2 separate regions of the Homo sapiens genome follow, and region 2 is linked to region 1. A link is a contact called in ENCODE POLR2A ChIA-PET data. All regions are on one chromosome and are shown on one strand. Each heading gives the region's core, a stretch centred on a gene start or an enhancer-like site at or near the end of the contact. The rest is flanking DNA. Distances are from core to core; before and after follow the strand shown. Region 1 holds the start of AKR1C3 (aldo-keto reductase family 1 member C3). Region 2 has its middle 37 kb from the start of LINC02561.

Region 1 (4,034 bases), core at 396-2,895:
TGCAAGCTCATATGAGTTCTCTCCCAGTGATATTACACAGAATGCTCACTCAGACTTCCTCCAACATCGTATTTGGGAAATGCTGTCTACAAGAGATGTTCTTTGGTGTCTCAGTTCTTGAGATTTTGACTGGATGCTAGTTACATCGACCCAACTAGGGTTCACTTGGGAAATAAAGCATCTGTGAATAGTAGTCTATTAAGTCTTTTCTGCATAGTCATTCTGGCTACACAACAGAACTGAACACTAGGGGTAAAGATGTATACTCTGAGGATATCGATTTGTACATTAAAAATTCACTGAAATCTGTTAAGAATTTACTAAGGTACAGTTCTGCCATAAAAAATAAGGCTATCTCTTTCAGGAAAGACAGAATTCCAGTGAAATTTAAAATTACTGACTTATTGACCAAATTTGGATAAAGATTTGAAAGGTATTTTTTAATGACAAAAATATAAATAAACTGTTTTCATTTTTACATGTATTTAAAGAAGCTTTCTTGTTTCGTTGAAATTACAAGGAACTAGATAACGGTCTCCCCGCCATCTCCTGAGAACAGTCTTTTTTTTTTTTTTTAAATCTTTTTTGAGAGCAGTCTTTAAGTGTGCCAACACTCAAAGGTTTACCAAGGCTGGAGCTTCAGTTGTGTCGTTATTTTCATTTCCTGCCCATGCCAATTTATATTAAAAATTAAACCACTTTTGTCACTGGTCTAGAAAATGTATCCTTGTAGATCATCACAACTTATCGATAAAGTGAGAGACTCAAATTTCAATAATTAGTTCCTATTCACACACTTAGTAGCCTGAGGACAGTCTTGGAATACAAGTTCTATCTAGAAAATGAGGTCTCCATTTTGTTCATTTTTGTGTCAGAAGACCACTCCTACCACTTTGATACAAATATGATGCATACAAAAAAGGACTAAGAATTTAGACTTTCCTTTGTTAGGTTCTAGATTTTACTTAAAATGAGGTGGTATTTTTTTCTTTCAGGAAGTTCTTTTTAAAAGTGAAATAGTACAGTGGAAACTCTAGTCCAGGTCCGGTAATACTGGGTGGCACTCACTGCCGCCCATCAGAACAGTGATACTCTGCCGACAGTTTTGTGCACACCATATCCAGTAATTTTTGCTATAAGTATTTCTCTGGATCGTATGTTCTTGGAAGATGGAAAGATTTCTTCAGTTGTAGAAACAGAGAAATCACTCCTATTGCAATTAATCTCCACCAGAGGGAGATGACCAACAGTGTTCTTCAATACTGAGTTTTACATATTCTGCCAAGCTGGGAACTAGACATGAACAGAAGAAAGAAACAGTGCACAAACGAAAAATAAGCAGTACGTGACCATAGGAATGGACCTCAATGCAGAACAAGGATTGCCTACTTTTTTCTCCTAGCCTAGGAAACCTAGACCAGTGAGTCATCCAGAGTAAGGTAGGAACACGAACCTTACAACCCAATACGGGTTTCACTTCTACTAGGTTTATTCTTTTGAAATCCGAAAACTAAAAGGAATTATTCTTACCTCTGGAGGTGCATAGGTGCCAAATCCCAATACAGGCATGAAGTGGCCATCATTTAGCTTTACACACTGGTGTTTGGAATCCATTCCCTGTCACTTGTCTGACTAGCAAATGTTTGCTGCTGCTTCTCCTCAGAGATTACAAAAACAATGGGCAGGAAACCCCTCCCCCCACCCCTGCAAACTGACTGATGGTTAACCAATGGCATGTAGGAGGAGGTACATAGGCAGTCTTATATGGTCTGTGGAGAAAATTGCATTCAGTTCATTTGTTTCTTATCAAAGAGAATTCCTAAGTAAATTATTATAATATATGGTTATAATAAACTCATTAATTTCTATCTAAAGTATTATTTTCTATTCTAAATCTCTATATTAAATTATTCAAAAGGATTTGTAGAACAAATAGCAACCATATGTTAGACTATAAAAACCTCCAGCTACAAATATCTTTTTTCGTTTCTGCCGTGATAATGCCCCTTCTTTATACTGCATCATTTGAAATAATTAACCATCTTACGTCTTTCTCTCACATACACATAATTTAAAGGAATGACTAATGAGAATTTTTCAAATAGTTGGTCCTCAATAAAAAATTAAAGTTAAAACTGTAAAAATATTTGCCTTTTTACATTTTCAATCAGAAAATTTATTTTGATTTTTCTTTCTTTGCGTTGTAAGAGAAATATTCATTTCTGAAGAAGATGCAGTCCTGATAAAGCTGTAATCCTGATGAGGGTGCAAATAAAAAGAAATTCTGGTGTAGTTTTTATTGGAGTGTTAATTATTAACAGTTTTTGGAGTTTGGACATCATTTAATATATGCAAGCAGTGCCTTAATAGTATTTGTTCTTCAACCAGGTTTATTACAGACTATCAAGAAGTAACTAGCCAAAAAACTGATAACCATTTTATATAATCTGTCATCTTGTTAAACATTATTTGTAAGGAAAAACTGGAAATTAATTACATATAAATGGATGAATAATTCTCATGTGGGATAGTTTTCACTTGTTCCTTCCTTTGGAGGGCAGATTAGAACATGATGAATGTAGTTTGCACAATACATTATCAACATCTTGGAGTTGTCAGAACTTGCAATGCCCTGATTTCGTTCTATTTACTTTTCCTCAAATAATAACCAAAAAGTAAGTTGAGAAATAAGTTAATTATTATACATTGATACAATATAATATAAAATCATTGAAAGCTTTTACAGAGTGATTTCAGCAATATGGTGGATCAAAAGGCCCCTACTTGTCTCATGGACGCGTCAAGAAGTGATCTGAAATTGACTAAAATAAACTTATTTATTTATGGGGGTGCTGAGTAGAAATGTAGTATGATGCCAAGGGCAAGAGATTAGGGGAAGAGACGTGCAATAGTCCGTCTAACCCATTGAGGGGAAGCTGGGGTGTGAATTTTTGAAATAGTAAGCTATTCAAAAGCCAGTAGGTATTTGGGGGAACTACTAATGGGCACACACAGTCCAGGCAGATACAAGTTCAGAAAATTGCTGACAAGGCCTTAGGGTTTTATGTTGGGCTTATGCTAAGACTAAGAACATACCAAGCATATTAGTTGATAATCGTCATGACACAGAACAAATCTATATAGAGTTAGAAAAATGTCTATATTTTGAAATGCTCAAATAAAATAATAAGGTATATAAAGAAACAGGAAAACACAGTCCCTTATAAGAAAGAAAACGAGTTGACAGAAATTATTTTTGAAGAACCATGAGCACTGAAATTAGTAGAGAAAGGTTTTAAAACAATTATCTTAAATATGCTAAAATTTCCAATTAAAAATATGGAAATAGAACTACAGGAAATTGGGAAAAGCATATACGGAAAAATGAGTGTATCAACAATGATGTAGAAATTATACAAAATAAACCAAACAAATTTTGGAGCTGAACGATATAACTGAAGTGAAAATCTCACTAGAGGATTTCAACAGCAATTTGAGCAGAATGAAGATATAATCTACATGTTTAGGGATAAGATATTTTACATCCTTGAGTCTAAGGCAAAAAAAAAAAAAAAGAGTAAAGAGATGTGAACAGACCCTAAAGGGCTTGTAGGACACCATCAAGCCAAGTAGTATACACAGCATTGGATTCTGAGAAGGAGAAGCAGGAGCCTATGGGGGTGGAGAGATTATGTGGTGAAAACAATCATCAAAAAGTTCTCAAATTGGCAACAGACATTAATCTAAATATGTGAGTAACTTAAAGAACTGGAGTTCAGATAAAGAGACCAAGGCCCACATACATTAAAATCAAACTCTAAAAGCCAACAACAAATAGACTATCTTAAAAGCAGCAGGAGAAACATAACTCTGTATTATGTACAGAACAATAAATTCTGTTCAAGATGATCAACAGATTTTTGATTAGACAATTTGAAGGATGTAATAGGTAATACATTTAATGTGGTAAAAATAAAACTGCCAACCAACAAATCTATATTTGGCAAAAATTTTTTTTTAATTAGAAAGTTATT
Region 2 (3,857 bases), core at 482-2,981, 140 kb before region 1:
AAGGATGTTTTCCAACTTGTTTCCATTCTGCCTGTCACTTTCAGGTACACCAATCTAATGTAGGTTTGGTCTTTTCACATAATCCCCTATTTCTTGGAGGCTTTGTTCCTTTTCATTCTTTTTTTCTCTAATCTTGTCTTCACACTTTATTTCATTAAGTTGATCTTCAATCTGATATCCTTTCTTCTGCTTGATCAATTCAGCTATTGATACTTGTGTATGTTTCACGAAGTTCTCATGCTATGTTTTTCAACTCCATGAGGTCATTTATGATCTTCTCTAAACGTTTGTTCTAGTTAGCAATTCCTCTAACCTTTTTTCAAGGTTCTCAGCCTCCTTGAATTGGGTTAGAACGTGTTCCTTTTGCTTGGAGGAGTTTGCTATTAGCCACCTTCTGAAGACTACTTCTGTCAATTCGTCAAACTCATTCTCTGTCCAGTTTTGTTCACTTGCTGGTGTGGAGTTGTGCTCCTTTGGAGGAGAAAAGGTGTTTTGGTTTATGGAATTTTCAGCCTTTTTGCTGTGTTTTTTTTCTCATCTTTGTGGATTTATCTATCTTTGGTCTTTAATGCTGGTGACTTTTGGATGGGGTTTTTGTGTGGACGTCCTTTTTGTTGATGTTGATGCTATTCCTTTCTGTTTCAGTTTTCCTTCTAACAGTCAGGGCCCTCTGCTGCAGGTCTGCTGGAGGTCTACTGCAGACCCTGTTTGCCTGGGTATCACCAGCAGAGGCTGCAGAACAGTGAAGATTGCTGCCTGTTCCTTCCTCTGGAAGCTTCATCCCAAAGGGGCACCTGCCAGATGGCAGCCAGAGCTCTCCTGTATGAGGTGTCTGTTGGCCTCTGCTGGGAGGTGTCTCCCAGTCAGGAGGCATGGGAGTCAGGGACCCATTTGAGGCAGTCTGACCCTTAGTAGAGCTCAAGCACTGTGCTGGGAGATCTGCTCGCTTCAGAGCCGGCAGGCAGGAACTTTCAAGTCTGCTGAAACTGCACCTATAGCAGCCCCTTTTCCCAGGTTCTCTGTCTCCAGAGAGATGGGAGTTTTATCTATGAGCCCCTGACTGGGGCTGCTGCCTCTGAGATGCCCTGCCCAGAGAGGAGGAATCTAGAGAGGCAGTCTGGCTATAGTGGCTTTGCCAAGCTGTAGTGGGCTCTGCCCAGTTTGAACTTCCCAGTGGCTTTGTTTTACACTGAGGGGAAAACTGCCTACTCAAGCCTCAGTAATGGTGGATGCCCCTTCCTCCACCAAGGTCGAGCATCCCAGGTTGACTTCAGACTGCTGTTGTTGGCAGTGGGAATTTCAAGCCAGTGGATCTTAGCTTGCTGGGCTCTGGGGGGTGGGATCCACTGAGCTAGACCACTCAGCTCCCTGGCTTCAGCCCCCTTTCCAGGGGAGTGAACGGTTCAGTCTCGCTGGTATTCTAGACACCACTGGGGTATGAAAAAAACTGCAGCTAGCTCAGTGTCTGCCCAATTGGCTGCCCAGTTTTGTGCTTGAAACCCAGGGCCCTAGTGTCTTGGGCACCCGAGGGAATCTCCTGGTCTGTGGGTTGCAAAGACGGTGGGAAAAGTGTAGTATCTGGGCCAGAATGCACCATTCCTGAAGGTACAGTCCCTACCAGATTCCCTTGGCTAAGGGAGGGAGTTCCCAGACCCCTTGCACTTCCCAGGTGAGGCAACACCCCACCCTGCTTGCTTGCCCTCTGTGGGCTGTACCCACTGTCTAACAAGTCCCAGTGAGATGAGCCACGTACCTCAGTTGGAAATGCAGAAATCACCCGCCTTGTGTGTAGATCTTACTGGGAGCTGCAGACTGGAGCTGTTACTATTTGGCCATTTTGCCAGCCACCCTGGAAAAAAAAAAAACTTTTCTTGTGGCTACTGAAAATGAATTCCTCCTTTTACTCCAAAAGGAAAGTAGTTCTATTGCCTGCAACTCTCACTTGAAGACCACATAGCTTCAGCAAGGCAGCCTGCCTTCTCTTAATCCTCGCTCAAATATGATGACACACACTAACCCCAGCCATCTGTTGAAACACTTCCTCAAACACTCAGCACAGTGGTGTGTCAAGACAGGCTGCCAAGTCCAATTGCTCAATCACGATTACTTTTGCACTCACCTAATGCATAGTCAATGTGCAGTAAATATTTGAAGTAAATGAAACTGAGCTCTGAGCATGGCCACATTGGGTAGTTCTAAGTTATTTTCTGTTTTGTTCTCTGTGATTCTCCAAACTATCTTTAAATTCTTACTAAAAGTTACATCTGAAACTCGACTCCACTGTGGGAAATTGAAGGGCCAATATCACACTTGGAAAAGAATAACGAATACTTAGAAGCAGTGGTTTTACCACCATCATAAATTGATGTCCCCACCTATAGCTGTATTCCCAGCTAAATCTAGGCCTGGGACATTAAACCTCCACGAGGAAAGTGGTGCAATGATTCAGATACTGGTGTTTGCAAAGTGTTTTACATACAGAATTGTTAGAATTGTCTTTAGAAGATAGGTTTATCTAACATCTTGCATCTATTATATGTACTAATACCATTTTCTTATGGGGTCTCCTAGTTGACTTAAGTTACTTTTTCTTGCTCCCTGTATGTTGCTTTGTGGAAATGCTTTTCACTGGGAAAGGCAGTAGTTACCTAACCTTAAAGTTCAGCAATACTGGATTGCAGTTTTGACCCAGGGTAGACAACCAGTTTCTTATACCTTTGGACATATGATGGTCCAAAGGCAGATAAAAGAGCATAACAGTGTCAATCAATGTTCTTTTCAGTCCCCCGACCCAGTGGATATTGGAAGGTCTACAGAACTCTCATGTATTAACGACCTTGAGTCTTGAACTGTCCCATGGTCATATTTTCCACCAATGTAAATACTGGGACAAAAAGCAAGCTATAAAATGCAGAGATACAAGAGAAAAAAGGAGGATGTTTTTGAAGACAACTTGGAATTAAGTCTAATAATGTCTTGACCTTCCCATGTATGTAATCCAATAAACTATTTTATGTAATTCTGTCAAATTCAGCTTAATCAGAAATAGGACTTGCAAATATTTTCCTCATTCTGTGGGTTGCCTTCGGATTCTCTTTGTAGTTTCTTTTCACGCAAAGATGTTTCAATTTTTATGAAGTCCAATTTATCTGTCTTTTTTTCTCCTTTCATTGTGCTTTTTTTTGTCACTTGTGTTGATTTTCAGCAATTTTAGCCCTGTGGCTACAGGACGTAAGATTCTCCTTCCCAACAAACCCATGCATTGCTTGATCTGGGAATTTCACCCATGAGCTCATCCTTGTCTTTCCCTTAACACTGTCTGGCAACATTAGGTGCCACCAACCAACTAATTATATTCTTTAGTTTTTCCACTAATGTGAAAAAGTATCTCATGTAGAGTCACCAATTTCCTTGCCTCCTATGGGTCATTAAGTAGAGTATGATTGCAGATGTCTTGTACATCTCTATAAACAATTCAGGCCATGGACTATCATTGTTTTCTGTATTACTGAAAATAGTCCTCAGTGTTTTCAAGTCTAATCTTAGGGAGACAATCTAGAAACCCCACAACCAATCAACCAGTACAGAAAACTTATACTTAGATTCCTGTTCCTCTAGAACCACTCCTGTTACCAAAATCTATTAGTTAGGGTTCTCCTAAAAAACGGAACCAATTGTGTGTTGGTGTGTGTGTGTGTGTATGTATGTGTATGTGAGAGGGGATTTATCAGGAGCATTAGCTCATGTAATTATGGAGGCATATGGAGGCACCATATACCATTTACAAGCTGGAGAAGCAGGGAGCCAGTAGCATGGCTCAGTCCATATATGAAGCCTTGAGAGCCAGCAGAGCCAAT

The links. ChIA-PET counts read pairs that join two places held with the same protein, here RNA polymerase II (POLR2A).
Region 2: POLR2A ChIA-PET joins it to region 1 with 12 read pairs in HepG2. The contact joins the enhancer-like site here to the promoter of AKR1C3 in region 1. POLR2A ChIA-PET finds 5 or more read pairs at or near these places in 2 of 52 experiments (HepG2 and activated CD8-positive, alpha-beta memory T cell).

What each region holds. Positions count from the first base shown.
Region 1 is chr10:5,092,025-5,096,058 of GRCh38, reverse strand. AKR1C3 (aldo-keto reductase family 1 member C3) reads right to left here and starts at 1,645. Exons shown (of 9, transcript NM_003739.6): 1 at 1,531-1,645. The coding sequence starts at 1,614. LOC124900291 (U8 small nucleolar RNA) reads left to right here and starts at 2,516; the gene lies at 2,516-2,651. RefSeq lists an enhancer at 1,508-1,802.
Region 2 is chr10:5,232,490-5,236,346 of GRCh38, reverse strand. No RefSeq gene overlaps it. Among named protein-coding and RNA genes, the nearest start is that of LINC02561, 37 kb to the left of the region's middle. Within about 2 kb of position 1,731, at least 3 of the 41 ENCODE cell types and tissues checked have a DNase peak (open chromatin) inside an H3K27ac peak, as active enhancers do.